2 separate regions of the Homo sapiens genome follow, and region 2 is linked to region 1. Evidence: chromatin contacts called from ENCODE Hi-C or POLR2A ChIA-PET data. All regions are on one chromosome and are shown on one strand. The core of a region is the stretch at or near the end of the contact, and the rest is flanking DNA. Distances in the headings are between cores, read along the strand shown.

Region 1 (3,519 bases), core at 104-2,603:
TCAAGCTGTGTACATGATTTGTGCAAATTTCCGTATTTTTTTTTTTACCACAAAGAAAATATTAAGGAATCCATTTTATAAAGGTAACTACACTTCAAAAATAGTTTACATATAGACATAACTTTTTTCTTTTTTTTTTTTTTAAGTAAAGCAGGGGAAAAATTGTTTTAGTGGTGACCAAAGGTTTTAAAATACCTGGGGCTATGTCTGGATACCAGGTTTATTCAACAATCTAGCACTTTGCAGTGTAAACTAACCTTGGTCAACAACGAGAACTGGTATTATGATCTCAGTTCATACCACATAATGAATACAAGTCTCTCCCCTCATCTCCCCAGTGTTCCAATCCACCCCTCTTCCTAGGTAACCCTTCTTCCTACCAATTCTCATCCTTTGTCAGTCTTCTTCCTACCCATCCTTTTCCATTTTTGTACCTCGAAGTGTAGGGTGAGTCACTAAACACCACATCACACCCCCTCAAACACTTGCTCACTCACAACGTCTTCCAAATGCCAAACAGATCCTTTTCTCCTCTCTCCCCTCCCTTGCCAGAGCCACTTGCTGTTCTGTTTCCGGTCTATTTCCAGGGGAGGGGGGCAGACTGCAGATAGACATGGGTACTTGCTTCATTTTGCCAAAAAAAGAAAGAAAGAAAAAGTACTAGCTAGCACTTGTCCAACTAAATTGCAGAGGAACTAGCTGTCAAGGAGCTCACCGCAAATCCCTATGGATTTGAAAATCTCTTTAACCTGACTCTCCCATTCGGTCCCTAATAAATAAATAAATAAATAATCTTAGGATGGGAAAATCAGGGACAAAGATGTCTGGATCTGAGAGGTCGCGGGGTGGTTTCGTGAAAAGCAGTGGTGCACCAAGAAGAGGCTGGAGAGGACGGACAGAGCAGCTGCTCCAGGGCCCTTCCTGGCGGGCCGGACAGAGTTGGAGACAGGGGAGAGGGGGGCCCCTGCTGGACACAGGCTGAAGGGGGCCCAGGAGGTTGGGGTTAAAAGGGAAGGGTGAGCTTGGGGTGAGGAAGCGGCAGACTAACGGCGGCCCCGGACCACCACTGGGGAGACGACTGCGGCAAGGCGGGAATAGGGACAGCCGGGCCGGGAAGGGGAGGTTCGGCGGGAGCCGGGGGAGAGGAGGCCCGGGCCGCGCGCCCACCTGAGAGTAGGAGCACTTCTCGGAGTCGCTGCCGCCCAGGACAGCGCACGCCTCATTCTCCAGCTCCTCGTCCTCCTCAAGGACGTCGACCAACGATACCACGGGCTCCAGCTCCGACTGCCGCCCAGCGGCGCCCTCGGCTCCGGCCATCCTCAACTGTCAGCCGAACAGCGGCTCGGCCCCGGCGGAGGCGGGAAAAGCGGCCGTGAGGGGCGTAGCCGGAGGAGGTGGGGCCCGAGTGCCAGGAACCAATGACAAGGAAAAAAAGCGAAGGAAGGGGGAGGAGCGACTTCCGACAAACGGATGTCACTCCTCTCCCTTCTCCCGCCTGCGCCGGACGCGGGCTGATTTCCGCCTCCGGGTGGCGCTTCCCGGTGTCGTGTTCTGGAAGCTTAGCGGTCACCATGGAGCTGCTGGGAGAGTACGTCGGGCAGGAAGGGAAGCCGCAGAAGCTGCGGGTGTCCTGTGAGGCGCCGGGTGACGGCGACCCTTTCCAGGGCCTGTTGTCTGGCGTGGCCCAGATGAAGGACATGGTAACGGAATTATTCGACCCTCTGGTACAGGGGGAAGTGCAGCACCGGGTGGCGGCGGCTCCAGACGAGGACTTGGACGGTGAGCTCTGAGACGGTGCTGCAGTGACCGGAGGACGGGGCGGGCGCCCAGGGGAAATTGGCTTGGGGAGCCCGTGTAGAGTGGCAGACTTGGACAAAGTGAGCCTCGAGGAAAGAAGAATTGCATCTAAAAATTTTTGGCGGGCTAGGCGAAGTGGGGCTCACGCCTGTAATCCCAGCACTTTGGGAGGGCGAGGCAGGAGGATCACTTGAGGTCAGGAGTTCCAGAACAGCCAGGGCAACATATCGAGACCCCGTTTCTATTATTATTTTTAAAATAATTTAAAAAATAAAAATTGTTGGCATTTATCACTATATTTATTTGGGCTGCTTCTACTCAAGCGTTTCCACAACTCATCGCTATTTCGTTTATTTCACAAAAAAACGTGTCGAATGCCTACTATTATGTGCCAAACCCTGAGCTGAGCCCTGGAGGAAGAATGAGGTGAATGCGACTCAGTTCCTGCCCTTGTGAAACACAAGGGGACTAGACAGGCAGACACTCTTATTAAAAGTGGAAGTGGTCCGGGCTGGTGGCTCACGCCTGTAATCCCTGCACTTTGGGAGACCGAGGCAGGCAGATCACGAGGTCAGGAGTTCGAGACAAGCCTGGCCAATATGGTGAAACCCTGTCTCTACTAAAAATACAAAAATTAGCTGGGCGTGGTGGCATGCTCCTGTAGTCCCAGCTACTCTACTCGGGAGGCTGAGGCAGAAGAATCGCTTGAACCCTGGAGGCAGAGGGTGCAGTGAGCCGAGATCGCGCCACTGCACTCTATCGTGGGCGACAGAGCGAGACTCCGTCTCAAAAAAAAAGAAAAAAAAAGTGAAAGTGGTTCTGTGGTCCTCTGTAACTGTTGCAAACCCAGACACCCTAGGAAGTCTTCAGAAAGGATAAGACTTTTGAGCTGGGTGTTGAATAAAAAGGAGTTTTATCAGGTGTGAAACTACAGACATACTTGGAAGAGTACAATCTATCGCAGAGTAGGAACAGGTTCCAAAGACTGGGACAGACTTCATTTTATCACGTATTAACTCCCAGAGACTCCCTTGCCTTTCCAGTTTTGTAGGTGCAGTTTGAAAGTAGAAACATGAAGTTTAACTGCATTATTTTTAAAAAATTGCCTCGAATGCAGAAATAGGCAGGTACTTTTTTTTTTTTTTGAGATGGAGTCTAGCTCTGTCACTCAGGCTTGAGTGCAGTGGCACAACCTTGGCTCACTGCAACCTCTCCCTCCCCGGTTCAAGCGATTCTCCTGTCTCAGCCTCCGGAGTAACTGGGATTACAGGCACCCGCCCCCACTCCCAGCTAATTTTGTATTTTTAGTAGAGACAGGGTTTCACTGTGTTGGCCAGGCTGGTCCCGAACTCCTGACCTCGTGATCCACCCGCCTCAGCCTCCCAGAGTGCTGGGATTACAGGCGTGAGCCACCACACCTGGCCAGGCAGGTACATTTTAACCGTCCTGAGCTGAAAAACCCAAGAACTAGATATTAGAGTCAGGATTTACAATTATGTAAGAAGAGCTTAAACTGTACTTTCCTTCCATCTTGGGAAATACATCTTGATAATATGGATGTTGGCTATAATCAAAAAGAACAATAACAAGTGTTGGCTGGAATGTGAAGAAATTGGAGACCTTGTACATTGTTGGTGGAAATGTAAAACAGTGTAACCACTGGGAAAAAGAGTTTGGTAGCTCCTCAAAAAGTTGACATGAAGTTACCATATGACCCAGCAG
Region 2 (3,305 bases), core at 634-3,133, 69 kb after region 1:
TGTACAAAATACTTCGTGCTTGATTATAAAACCAAGTGAGGGGCAGGGCGCGGTGGCTCACGCCTGTAATCCCAGCACTTTGGGAGGCCAGGGTGGGTGGATCATGAGGTCAGGAAATCGAGACCATCCTGGCTAGCATGGTGAAACCCCGTCTCTACTAAAAATACAAAAAAGTAGCCAGGCGTGGTGGCGGGCGCCTGTAGTCCCAGCTACCCGGGAGGCTGAGGCAGGAGAATGGCGTGAACCAGGGAGGCGGAGCTTGCAGTGAGCCGAGATCGCGCCACTGCACTCCAGTCTGGGAGACAGCGAGACTGTCTCAAAAAAAACCAAAAAACCAAAAAAACAAAAACCAAGTGAGGTTCTAGGCTCAAATACTTACAAACAGAATTTTCACATGCATGGATGTCTGCTGAGACATTCTAAAGTCACGTGAGGAGATCAGTTTTCATCTCCTCACCTCTCCAACTATCTTGTGCATCGCAGCATGTCTGGCTTGTCTGACTCCAGCCAGCTGAGTGCCTGCTGTGCCCCCAGTCAATGGGACAACTAGAAAAAAACCTATAGAAATTTAAAAAATGTACACTAGGCGGCGCTGCCACCCTGGGCGAGAACCATATCTAGGCCCTCGTTTTATTCTGTTTCTCCTCACCCATCACTGACCACGTGAGATTGCAGTCTGCATTTTTTGTTTGTGTATGGCTTGTTTCCACGACTAGAGTGTGGGCTGCAGGAGGGCAAGGCTTTGTTTCTTTCTGTTTAAAAATGATGTGTGTGTGTATGTGTGTATGTGTGTTTATATATTTGTGTGTGTGTGTGTGTGTGTGTGTATATATATATATATACATATACTTTTTTTTTTTTTTTTGGTGAGACGGAGTCTTGCTTGTCACCCAGGCTGGAGTGCAGTGGTGCCATCTCGGCTCACTGCAACCTCTGACTCCCGGGTTCAAGCGATTCTTCTGCCTCAGCCTCCCAAGTAGCTGGGATTACAGGCATGTGTCACCACGCTAGGCTAATTTCTTTTTGTGTTTTTAGTGGACACGGGGTTTCACCATATTGGCCAGGTTGGTTTCGAACTCCTGACCTTGTGATCCAACCCCTTCAGCCTCCCAAAGTGCTGGGATTATAGGCATGAGCCACGGCGCCCAGCCTATATTTTTGTATTTTAAAAGCCGGATATATTTGTAAAAGATCATGCTTACAATCAGTAAATTACGTAGTAAAGAAACATCAAAATAAAGTAGATGAATAAAAGGCACACTCGAAAAATCCGAGAGCAGAAAAGACAGTTCTTTTTGTTTTATTTCTAATGTAGGCAGAAAGAAAAAGAGATATGTTAAAATTATTTTTTTCAAGAGAAGTTTTCTGTCAGTTGGAGTAATTAGCATTGGCTTCTTTTTGCCTGTGTCTAAAGCAGGATTTTCCTGCACTGGCTTCTGAGGAGGTTCAGCCTTCTGCCATGTGTGCCTTGATAGGCGACGGCCACTGCTGACATGGCAGGGATCACTCAGTTGGTCCACCAACTGGAGCTAGAATCAACAGCAGTGATAAGAGTTTCCGAAGCTTGTTTAACTTTGGTCTGTCGTCTGGATGGGGCTCCTGAATGATATATGTTTTGGACAATTCCATGGCATCTCAAAGATGCCCGACATCCTCAAAATTCTCAGTAGCGTCACCTCCAGCTTGTTCCCTTAAGACTTCTTCCCCACCAGAATGCTCTTCCAGAAATTTGGTCAAATAGTACACTTGTGGTGCAGAATCAGTCAGGTGCTCTTGCTGTCGTTGTGCTTCTGAATCTCCTCTAGGGTGTAGTACTTCACGGCCTCGTCCAGCTGCTCGGCCGTCTCGGTTGGCTGCGAGCCAGGCCCAGCACACACAGCCTCGTCGGGTGGAGTAGAGCTTGTGACTCCGCCAGCTCCACCTGGGACATTCCCCTCGCCAGGCACCACACCAGGGGCTGGGCGGCCGGCTCAGGGGCGGGGCGACGTAGAAGCACATATGTATATATATATTTTAGAAACAGGGTCTTACTATGTTCCCAGGTTGGTCTTGAACTCCCGGGCCCCAGTGACCCTCCTGCCTCGGCCTCCCAAAGTCTCAGGATTACAGGCGTGAGCCACTGTGCCTGGCCAAGGTTTTGTTTCTTCCGCTGGTGTACCCCCAATGCCAACAACAGTGCCTGGCAATGACTGGGCTCGCCAAGGGGGAGTGGATAAATGAGTGGTATCCAAGCCCTCCCTAGTTTCCATCCTTAGAACTCTACGTTAAAGAGTGTTCGGAATCAGTTCTTTTTCTTTTTTGAGATGGAGTCTTGCTCTGTCGCCCAGGCTGGAGTGCAATGGTGCGATCTCGGCTCACTGCAACCTCTGCCTCCTGGGTTCAAGTGATTCTCCTGCCTCAGCCTCCTGAGTAGCTGAGATTACTCAAAGTGACCTACCTTCAGTCACTTTTAAATCCAACTCCCAATTTTGGACAACATAGAGATTTTTGAATCTCTTTCTTTGCTCACATTGTGTTTTTGTTTTATTTTGTTTTTTTGAGATGGAGTCTCACTCTGTTGTCCCACCATGATCTCGGCTCACTGCAACCTCCACCTCCCAGGTTCAAGCAATTCTCCTTCCTCAGCCTCTCAGGTAGCTGGGATTACAGGTGTGCACCACCATGCCTGGCTAATTTTTGTATTTTTAGCAGAGACAGGGTGTTTACCATGTTGGCGAGGTTGGCCTCAAACTCCTGACCTCAAGTGATCTGCCCGCCTCAGACTCCCAAAGTGCTGAGAGTACAGGTGTGAGCCACCGTGCCTGGGCTCACATTGGTTCGATTTTACTCTGACAATGGTTCCTGCCAGCCAGGCACTGCACCAGTACTGCATAAGCGTCCTCTCATTTGATCCTCCAGGAACTCCCTTCGGTTAGGCACTGTCATTATCCTCACTTGACAAATAAGGAAACTGAGGCTCAATAGAGAGGCTGGGCAACTTTATCAATGTCACACCCACTGAGCGCAAGGCCTGGGTTTTGAATACCAGGCCCTCGCTGTCCATGCGCAGAACCACCGGGCTATATACCCCTCTGGACGCACTTTAGGCAGATCAGTGTGTTACAGTCGAGAGAAGTCTAGTCTAGGAGCCAGAAGACCTGGGTTCAAGGTATTAAGTCGGCCACTGGCTGGCTGTGTGACTTCGGGCGGCCCCTTAACCTCAGCTTCCTAGCTTCCTCATCGACCAAGTGAATAAGGAAGAACCGGCCAAGGCTGGGCACAGTGGCTCACGCCTGTAATTCCAGCACTTTGGGAGGCCAAGGCGG

Evidence for each region. A loop is a pair of places that touch in the nucleus more often than their neighbours do. ChIA-PET counts read pairs that join two places held with the same protein, here RNA polymerase II (POLR2A). Pooled maps may share reads with other maps.
Region 2: a loop to region 1 is called in a map of MCF 10A, with 9 times the contacts of the local background. The contact joins the enhancer-like site here to the promoter of UBR7 in region 1. A Hi-C loop is called at or near these places in 8 of 168 maps with a recorded cell type or tissue (B cell, CD4-positive, alpha-beta memory T cell, CD8-positive, alpha-beta T cell and 4 more), 8 of 37 single-sample maps with no recorded cell type and 16 of 50 pooled maps. POLR2A ChIA-PET finds 5 or more read pairs at or near these places in 7 of 52 experiments (A549, HEK293T, MCF 10A and 3 more).

The regions. Positions count from the first base shown.
Region 1 is chr14:93,205,090-93,208,608 of GRCh38, reverse strand. UBR7 (ubiquitin protein ligase E3 component n-recognin 7) reads right to left here and starts at 1,353. Exons shown (of 11, transcript NM_175748.4): 1 at 1,168-1,353. The coding sequence starts at 1,317. It overlaps GON7 (GON7 subunit of KEOPS complex), which reads left to right and starts at 1,544. Exons shown (of 2, transcript NM_032490.5): 1 at 1,544-1,779. The coding sequence starts at 1,572. RefSeq lists an enhancer at 1,448-2,307.
Region 2 is chr14:93,136,634-93,139,938 of GRCh38, reverse strand. It overlaps the pseudogene CYB5AP3. Among named protein-coding and RNA genes, the nearest start is that of ITPK1, 22 kb to the right of the region's middle. RefSeq lists an enhancer at 1,376-1,875. Within about 2 kb of position 1,883, at least 2 of the 41 ENCODE cell types and tissues checked have a DNase peak (open chromatin) inside an H3K27ac peak, as active enhancers do.